2 separate regions of the Mus musculus genome follow, and region 1 is linked to region 2. A link is a loop called in an ENCODE intact Hi-C map of the cell type or tissue named here. Cell type or tissue: gastrocnemius. All regions are shown on one strand.

The links. A loop is a pair of places that touch in the nucleus more often than their neighbours do. Peaks named below come from ENCODE experiments on the same cell type or tissue, not always from the same donor. Only the 100,000 strongest peaks of a DNase experiment are listed, where the experiment ranks them.
Region 1: a loop joins it to region 2, with 2.3 times the contacts of the local background. A loop is called at or near these places in 1 of 42 quality-filtered maps.

The regions. Positions count from the first base shown.
Region 1 is chr17:4,789,696-4,794,695 of GRCm38, reverse strand. No RefSeq gene overlaps it. Among named protein-coding and RNA genes, the nearest start is that of Gm34371, 2.5 kb to the left of the region's middle. In gastrocnemius, no CTCF peak of the experiment used is centred here; no DNase peak of the experiment used is centred here.
Region 2 is chr17:4,862,897-4,867,896 of GRCm38, reverse strand. No RefSeq gene overlaps it. Among named protein-coding and RNA genes, the nearest start is that of Gm34507, 43 kb to the left of the region's middle. In gastrocnemius, no CTCF peak of the experiment used is centred here; DNase peaks (open chromatin) are centred at 1,621, 2,098 and 2,366; H3K4me3 peaks cover 510 bases; H3K27ac peaks cover 1,086 bases.

The DNA of each region.
Region 1 (5,000 bases), 73 kb after region 2:
GTGGATGAGGATGGGTGGGTTCAACAGCAGGCATCACTAGTGGATGAGGATGGGTGGGCTCAACAGCAGGCATCACTAGTGGATGAGGATGGGTGGGTTCAACAGCAGGCATCACTAGTGGATGAGGATGGGTGGGCTCAACAGCAGGCATCACTAGTAGATGAGGATGGGTGGGCTCAACAGCAGGCATCACTAGTGGATGAGGATGGGGAGAACAAACAGCAGGCATCATTAATGGATGAGGTGCCACTGGAGAGTTACTTTGCTTCTTGTTTTCTACGTATTACCAGTGGTAATACATATTACCCAATAACATAGTAATTAAGGCAAATAATAAAATAATGGTTGTTGGAAGGTTGGTGAGATGGCTCAGCAGATACAAATGGTTGCCAGGCAAGCCTGATGATCTGAGTTCACTCTCTGGGACCCACATAAAGGGGCCAAGGAGAAAATTGCATCCAGTAGTTGTTTTCTGACATCCACTGGGCTCTCCTGTAGATAGACGCCTCCATTTAGCTGGCAATGGCACGTTCTTCCTCCCTCTCTCCCCTCTTCTCCTCTCCCCTCCCCTCCTCCTTCCCTTTCTGCCTTCCTTCCTTCCTTCCTTCCTTCCTTCCTTTCTTCCTCCCATCCCCATTTCCACCCTGAGGACAAATTCAGGTCCTCTTGAGTTTGAACCAGGACAGATTGATTGGCTCTAGCTCAAGTATTTTGTGGCTATGAGTGGGATGTTTCTATGGATTCTGTCTGTGCCCAGGAACAGTTCCTTCTCTTCAGGTGTGTACTTTGTTCTTCTTTGAAATGCATTTCTGGGTGCTGCTGCTATCCTTCAAATATCCTCATCTGCAAACCCAGACTGGATCAGGCCAGAGAGTTTATTTATGGTCATTTAAAGTGGAAGCAAATCTCATCGGCCATTCTACACATGATCACAACACAGAACTGTAGAAACAAGTACAGACTGCCCTAGGGAGGGGCGCTGTGGAGCTGGGGTGGTTCACAACCCAAGAAGAGACCACAGGATTGCAGGGGAAGAAGGCAGCATTCTAGGGGTGTCTGGGGCTGTAATGGGAGGCTGGGATTCAAGATGGCTCCTACTCTGTGACTCTGTGGGTAATTTGTTTGCACTGAGCTGTAGAGTGCTCAAACAGCATCTTCAGATTGGCCAGCTAACAATTTGTTTTCTATTTGATGCACCTGCTTCACGTTTCTTTTTCTCTCCTTTCCTGCCCATTGTTTTGATTTCGAAAATTATCCCCATGTCTTCCTTCCATCAACTCTTAAATTATAAATCCTTTTACTGGCCACTGGGGCTGAGCGGTTGTGGCAGCATTTAATGTAACACCTTAGTACGTATCTTTCTAGATGGTGCTTGAGCCTTAAGAAGTTATCTCTGAACCTGTCATAGTGCATGTACATCCCTTTAATCTCAGGACTTGGTAAGTAGAGGCAGGTGAAATTCTGTGAAGTTCAAGGACAGCCTGATCTACCTGGTGAATTACAGGATAGTCAAAAATACATGAGACCTGGTTGGGAAATAAACAAAACCAAAAAAAAAAAAACAAAAAACAAAAAACAAAAAACAAAAAAAAAACCCTCAAAAAACGCAAAACAGCTACCATTTTGTGGATGCCAGGGGACAGAGATCATCTGTGGGAGCAGAGCCAGAGGGGAGGGCTGGGACTGTTGAAATGTTAGAATTTAAGCTTTGGTCCTTTGAAAACAGGATCTTGAAACATCTTGATTCCTGTCCATTGGTCTGTAAGGTTTATGTAGGTAAACTTGGAAACAATGAAATCTAGACTGATTTAGAACGTGCCTTGGCTGCTATGGACTCACTCTGATGTGTGGCTTTGCTTGTGTTGAATTTGAGGATCCTGGAGTTGCTGCTGATGCTGTCTGTGAGCTAGATGGAAGAACACCATGTGGCTGCCGTGTAAGTGGACCTGTCTAATGGCGAATAAGATGTGGAAATCGTAGCCCTCCTCCCTCTTAGGGTTGTCGTCCTCGAGATGACTACTGCAGGAGGAGTCCTCCACCTCAGCACAGATCTTGAAGCAGAAGCTTCTCCTGAAGCTGGAGCCAGTCACTGTCTAGAGAAAGGAGAAGGGAAAGGTCTCTGTCTCGTGAGAGACATCTCAGGCTGTCTAGATGGATCCTTCTCTAGGTCTCATAGCACCCATACAGGAGGGTGTGCAGGAAATTAAAGGTTTGTGTGAGACATCATAAGCTTGCTTCATTTTAAAAATGCTTTAGCTGTTCAGATTTGTTTTGTCTCTCAGAACCGTGACACACAGAACATGCAATTCTCTATGGTTTCAAATGGATCACACGAGGCACGTGATATCAAGAATTGTTAACTTTACAGTGTTCTTTTAAGCAAGATTGAATTGGCTTTGAACTTTAGTTTTTCATACACCGAAATAAACCTAGATCCTGCGCAGTTGAGGTGTGATGTCCTAATGATCTAGAGACACCTGGCTTGGGTTGCATAAAGCTGTCATTCTTCCAGTAGCTGAGACACAGTGTGGCACTGTGGGTGAATTGATAAGCAGCGTTTAAGAGCTGCTGTGAACACAAGTCGGCAGGGAAAGCCAAGGAAATGCACTCAAGGTTTGCAAAGTGGTTCCTTCCTGGTTGCTACATGCGGATGCAGCGCTGTCGTAACGGCTTTATTTGGAAGTGTAAGACTAAGATACCAGTGTCCTATCGGTTTAAGGGTGCATTCTAGAGCCGAACTTTTCAGTTACTGCGCAAGATTCTTTTTCATGCCATTGTTTGTAATATGTTTGTGAGAATCCTTGGGATGAAAGTTTTGGTTACAAAACAAACCAAAACCAAACCCCCCAAACCAAAACCTACCAACCAGCCAGCAAAGTAGTTTAATTTCTATTAGAAAAATGAAACATCATTGTTATGTAAAAGTAATTTTTATATTTACTTGTATCGTGCTCATTTTTTCCTTCTTATTTTATTATTATCAATTCATTATTATTACTTTGTTTGCTACATTGTAAACTTTGGACATCATGAATGTTTTGGGTGACTTGACAGAAGGGAATTCAGATTCTAGAAGGAATTCTGGGCATGAGGGAGTTAGAGGAGAAGAATTCAAGAAAGGATGGCTTGAGAAAGACTCCACCCAGCACAGCTGAAGTTGAAGATGGAGTGGAGAGACTCCAGCTGGACGAGTGGGACCCACTCCCTTAGTGCCTCCTGAAGGCAGTGCAGCCCTGCAGACATCTTGACCTCAGGCCTATAGGACTGTGGGTCACAACAGCCAGTAATAATAAGCGCCTGATGTTTGAAGCTGAGTTAGTCTGTTGTAGCAGCTACAGGGAACTGATAGGTCCTGGCTTTTTCTCCGGACTTGTTGCAATAAGCCCCTGAAGCACGTGAGGGTGGCAAGGGTGAGTTTTGTCTGGTTCTGTTGGCTCTCCAAGTCTTCACGAAGCCCTCGCTTTTCCTGTTTGTTGTTCTACAGGCCCCGCTTATTTTTTTACTTCTGCTTGCTCATGTTGCTCAATTTGATTTCTTGTCAAGTTCTGTAAGGTATTTACTCAGTTTCTGATTTGAGAGCATTCTTTTTTCCTAACATAAGCATTTAATACTATCAAATTTTTTATAACTCATCGATTGCGTTCTGATGTGGGATGTTTTCACGCTCACTCAATTCAAAAGATTTTCTAATTTTCTAAAGATTCCGTAACTGAATCACATATTATTTAGAAGTATATTACTTATTTACAAATACTTGGGTGCTCTCCAGAAATATTTCTGTGTTATTGATCTCTAGTTTAATTCTGCCTTGAGTATGTATACTTGGTAGATTTATTTTCTTCTAAATTCAAGTTGAGGTTTTTTTTGTCCAAGTAAGGCCTGTTTCAGCAAATGTTCTGTGTATATCTGCAAGTTACATACATTCTGGTTTTGGGCAGAGTGTTTTGTTAATATATGTATATATGTATATATATATACATGTATATGCATATGTATATGCATATGTATATGTATGTATAGTCATATCAGCTTTCTGTTTGATTATTTGTTAATTGTCTAGAGAAAAAAATTGAAGTCTCCAGTAGAATGGTAGAGTTATAGATTTCTCTTTTGATTTGGCTGGCTTTTGCCTTATGTAATTTGAAGTTTTGCTGCAGGGCACATACATATTGTGTGGCCCTTTTAGAGGATGAACCCCAAAACCATTACCCAATGCTCCTTTTATCCCTAATGTCATGGAATTGGTCTGAGACTGATGTACCAATACTGTTTTTCTCTTGACCAGTGCTTGCATGGTGTACCACTTTTGAAAAGTCATTTTATCCATCTATCTCTATAGCTAAAGGAGGCAGAGTCACATCTTACCATTTATCTACTTGGCCAATTATTGTCTGTGTTGCATTCTCCTTAGCAATGAACAAGGGATCTGTGGCCTGTTTCTTCTCTAGCATTTTATAACATTGTCTGTAACATTGTCTGAATTTTTATGCGTACTATTTGGGGAGAGGGGTGAGTTTCGGGCAGTTTTTCTAAGACTTAGTCTTCTTCATAATCTTATACTTGGGAGATTAAATCTATAATCTTTAGGTTTATGTTTTGCTGGGCTTAAGAACAGCATCTTACCCAGCTCTTTAAAAACTGCCTCTGTCAGTCAGGAGAGAGTCCAGGCACAGAAACAGAACCATCAGAAGCTGCACTCACTCCCACGAGGATATGGACAGGCTCACAGATTTGTCACAGGTGTTTGACTGTATACATCCCTGGGCTGGTTCAGTGCTCCAGGGAAGGTTGAATCAACAAGACAGACACAACAGAAGAGAAAACCACTTGCATGGATGGGTCAAGTGCTGGCTACTTTTCTTAAGTTGATACAATCTAGCACCATCTGGGAGGGGGAAACGTCAAAGAGAAATGCCTCCATCAGTTTACATGCTGGCAAGTCTGTGGTACATTTTCTTGATTAGTAATTGATGTGGGAGAGTCCAACTCACAGTGGGCAA
Region 2 (5,000 bases):
AAGGAAACGAGTCCAAGGCAGGGTGGGGAATCTGGATTCAGACCAGAGGGATAAGTTGGCGTCCACAAGGAGAGAACCGACAAGCTTCACAGAGAAACTTGAGAATACCCTCCTGTGAGCAGGAGGCTCTACCCCTGTGAGCTCTCCTCCCTTGTCATTGGCTGAATTGGCTCATCCTAGATGTTCAATCTTAGTGCAATTAAAAGACATTGAGTTCATAGCCTTACCTCATAAGTTTAATTTTCTAATAGGGATTTTGCTCACTTATGAACCTTATTTCTGTATTCCTTTTGCTTTGACATCTGCTAAATAAGGCTGACTAGACAATTGGGTATACCTTCACTCTACAGGGTTGATAAGAGTTTAAACTAGTTGGCTTTCATATTTGAGGGTAGAAATGTATTCAGTTTTCCTGGTTGCTCCTTAAAACCCGGTAGGAGCCTCACGGTCTAAGGTGAATAGGCCTGAGTTGGATCACATGGCTGCCCACTAAAGCTCTGATCTGTGTTGGCTGGGCTAAGTTGGGCAAGCTCTTTCCCTGGTCTGCAGCAGTGGTGTAGTAATGGTACAGATGCCAAAGGAGGTGCCATGAGAAGTGAGCGGAATAACCCACAAAGCCCAGCATGGTGCGGGCATGTGCCAAGACTTGGAGATTACCTGCAGGTGGAGAGGTAGACAGAGACTTGGACAACAGCTGTGCCTGGAGTAGGTTTAAGATACTATCTTCTGGGATCTTTGAAAGGTTCCCGACAGAGCTGGTATCTTTCCCCTAATACCCAGTGATGTGTTTATAAAAAGATAAAGAGAGGAGGGGATATGTTCTATGGAGGTGTGGTGAGGTGTGGGGGAAGGGGGTGCCTCAGCGGGCCCATGCCAAGGCATCCCTTCCCCTACATGATGGTATCGTATAGAATAGAGTTTATTCAGGGCATGGAGAGGTGAGTTAAGAGGGGGAGAGAGAGAGAGAGAGAGAGAGAGAGAGAGAGAGAGAGAGAGAGAGAGAGAGAGAGAGAGAGAGAGAGAGAGAGAAAGAGGAGGAGGAGGAGGAGGAGGAGGAGGAGGAGGAGGAGGAGGAGAGAAGTAGAAAGTAGAAGAGCAGAGGCCAGCCATGAGCACGTGGAGAGAGGGGGTGAAGGGGCGAAGGGACAGAGCTGGAGCAAAAAGAAAAGCCGGCAAGAGAGCGAGGAGGGGGCAAGCAGCCCTTTTTATAGTGGGTCAGGCCAACCTGGCTGTTGCCAGGTAACTGAGGGGTGGAGCTTAGACACAATGCTAACACCCAGAGTTTTCTGCGTGGGTGTTGTGATATGATTTGTACCTCTCAGCTCTTCCTTAGTTAACTCTGTTCTTTTGTTACTAAGTGTTTGGTGTAGAAGCGCTCCCTAGGAGAGCCCTCCCCTCCTCCCAGGCTTTTGGAAGCCCGACCCTGCTTCCTCTCCCAGATTCCTTACCCACTCCTGCTTGCTCAGACATGTGTCTGCGTTCAGACTTCCAAAAATATGACATCTGGAGCCCATGGGAGGTGGGTGCCGATGGTGGTGGAGGAATGAGAGGAGGAACTTGGGTAGGAACTCCTGTGGGACCAGTGAGCCTGGAGGGCACAGAGGCCACATCCCCTGCCCTCTTGCATAGATAGCAGGCTGCTTGCTGCAGAATCCGACTCTCACAGGCGGTGAAACTGGCGGGGAAAGGGGCTAGAGGATCACTGGTTGCCAAGTCAGGGTTGATTTCTGGTTGCATGTAATCGTGGATGCACACGGGAATCCCTACCCCCCACCCCAGTGTGGTGGCACACGAGGAACAAATGTTAAGTCTGAGCGTAGTTTGGGTTGAATGGTTTGTCTTAGGGATCAGGCCTTTCGTCCTTTTTTTCTCCTTGTGAAGGATGGGAGGCTGTGAAAACTATTTTATGCAAAGTAAGGCTGTCTACATTCTCTGCCGAACTGTAGAAGAAAAAGCAGTCTGTGAGAGTTTCCTTCTCCCAGAGGCTGGGCACGTCCATGTGTGTACTGCTTTTGATGAGATCTGCTGTTTTGCCCACGGCAGTCATCCGTAAAAACACCCCTTTCCTACGCACAGCCTTCAAGCCTCTGTACGCCGTGCGCTTTGCTCTTTATTTTTCTCATCAAAGCCAAGCAGAGCGGTGGTTTGCCTCGGTAAAACCTCTCCTCTTTTTGGCTCTCTGCCTGGTTCTTCCCAAGCTACTTGGAAATAAAGGGGGAAAAAAAAATTCAGACTAGTTTCTTTTTGTTCTTGACTGATTCATGGGTGGAGGGAGGAAAGGATGGGTTTTCCGTCTGAAAACACAGCACGGAGTTCCAGCAGGTTTACCATTTTTCTCTGCCCTGAAAGTGTGGCCCCAGAACAGCGCCAGGTACACAGCAGGTGTCTGGTGAGAGCAGAGTCCGGCACAAAGCATGTATGGGCTCTGTCCTGTCTGCGTGTAGGTGCCTTCGAGCGAAATCTTGGAGCGTATTCACACACATATAAATTAAACACGTTTGTGGCTAAGCTCCTGTGTGTCTAAAGCCTTTTTCATAGCGTGCTGTGATATAAATCAGTTTCAATAGTGTTCAGCCCCAAACAAGAGTTATGTAGGGGCAGGGAAATCAAAGCAGGGTTTTCTTAATTATAGCACTAGATTGAGAGAAGCTATTGACTTGCGGGATCTCATTATTTGTCTTTCTGTCTATCCATATATCCATGTGACTAGGGTAGTCAAGGGGTCAGAAAGGAACACGGCTAGAAATATGGTACCTCTAATGGCGCTGATAAGAATCGGAATTGGCCTGAAGCTCAGCGGCAGGTTGTCTATGGCTAGATGAAACCAAGCCAGCGGTGCTGGGAGGAAGAACTGTGTGTACGGGTTTGCTAATATCACCGTGTGAAGAAAGAGGTTTGTTGTCACATGTGTGCTTTGAAAAACGGAGAAACCAAACCAAATTAGCCAACCAACCAAACAAAGCTGGGAAAGGAGACTCTTACGTGTTTCCAAAAAGGAAAATTCACTCTGGCCTCCCTTCCAATGCTGAGCTCCTGCCTGAGAGGAGGAAGCCCATTAAAAGAACGTATGTGTGTCTAGGACAAGGTCACAGACTTATTGGTTTTCTGAGGCACAGCATAAATACAGCAGACAAAGAGAATTGGTTTGCCTTTCCTGATGCCTTGTTCCATCCTCGAGGCTGAAGTGTGGGCAGATTTCTGATGCTGGCTGTATCTGTGCACAGTGGGGCCCAGAGTCAGAAGTTTCAAAATTAGGGAAGAGTCAAATGTTGCTGCAGCAGATAGATCTATCACCTAGACACACACTTCATTCATTGTGTCCATGACTACACTCTTGAACAATTGGTGAGGTTGCTCAGATGGGAGTGGAGCCCTGTTCCTGCGGCTCAGTTCTCTCCGAAGCTCTTTCCTGGGCAGATGGGGTCTCACACGGCTCCCCAGTTCTCCTCCTTTGCATTCATCTGGCCAGCCACTGTAGCCTGACTGATACCTCGATCCTCCATCTGTCTCTTGGTTACTTGCATGGTGACTTTATCTACCCAGGATCATCAGTCCCCAAAGATGCACTTTTGGCCAGCCGAACACTAATTTGCTAAGGATTAAAGTTTAGTTTTAAGTTTTTGTTTTACCATTGATTAAATAGCAATCTTCTTAAAAAATTATTATCCTACATATATGGGTGTTTTGCCTGATTGTATGTCTGTGCACTGTGTGCGTACAGTACCCACAGAGGCCAGAAGAAGGTCTGGATTCCTGAAAGTGGAGTTGCAGATGGTTGTGAGCTGTTATGCAGGTACTAGTAATTGGTTTCTCTAGAAGAGCAGCTGATTTTTAACTGCTGAGCCACATCTCCGTCTCTGATAATAATCTTCTTAAAGTAGTTTTTAATGCCTGAAGGTCTTCCCCAAACATGATGCAACTTTACCTCAGTGACTTATTGTGTATGTGTGTGTGTGTGTGTGTGTGTTTGTCTCTGTGTGAGTCTGTGTGTGTGTATGTGTGTTTGTCTGTGTGTGTGTGTGTGTATGTGTGTGTGTGTGTTTGTCTATGTGTGTGTGTTTGTGTGTGTGTATGTGTGTTTGTCTGTGTGTGTCTGTGTGTGTATGTGTGTGTGTGTGTGTGTGTGTGTGTGCACGTGTGCGCATATGCACAAGCAAGAGGCCCACTTTGTGGAGTGACTCTTTTCTTGAACCTTTACATGGGTTCTGGGGATTGAATTCAGTTCTTCAGGCCTTCCTGGAAAGTGCTTTTTACCCACAGAGCCATCTTGCTAGTCTGGTTAAAAGATGGGGGCAGGGAAGGGTTGAATCAAGGACCCTGTGCTTGCTAGAAAGCACTTTATTGCTGGACTACCTCCCTCCCAGAATTTCTAGATTTATCAGTTATACCATGTTGTAAAGCTGGGGACCTTCTATGACTTTTTTTTTTTTATCAATGCCAAATAGCTCTAAGGCACTGGTATCTTGAGTCAGTGTGAGCTAGTGCGCTTTTCCCAGCCTAAATTCTTGTGTCCATGAATGAGAAACAGCAGCATCTACTTTGCTGAACTGAATAGCAAGGTACAAGGCATGAAGTGCTTAGCTCAGTGCACCCTGGTCTGTGCTCATTAGCTATGGTGATCCTGTCTTCACTGTGCCACCCAGGCTGGCAATCCACTGCTGGACTTGTTCAACCCTCTTGCCTCAGACTTCTGAGTTGCTGGCACTGCCCCTGTCCACGGCTGTACCTGTTAAGTGAGGGGGGCTGTTAGTCATAATCACCTTGACGACAGTGTAATAACTACATGGACATGTGTGGATAGAACTCTGCAAATGTTTTCTGTAACAGTTCGATATCATTTACTTGTTCCTGGATGACCAGGCACTAATGACAGTCTGTAGAAGCACGGGAATAGGCATCTCCTCTTGACTTCTTCCGTCTGGAACCTTCTGGTAAATGCATATCCACTGGGTTCTGGCAGTTTGAACTGGTGCTCCTTATGAAGACGTCCTTCCTCTCTT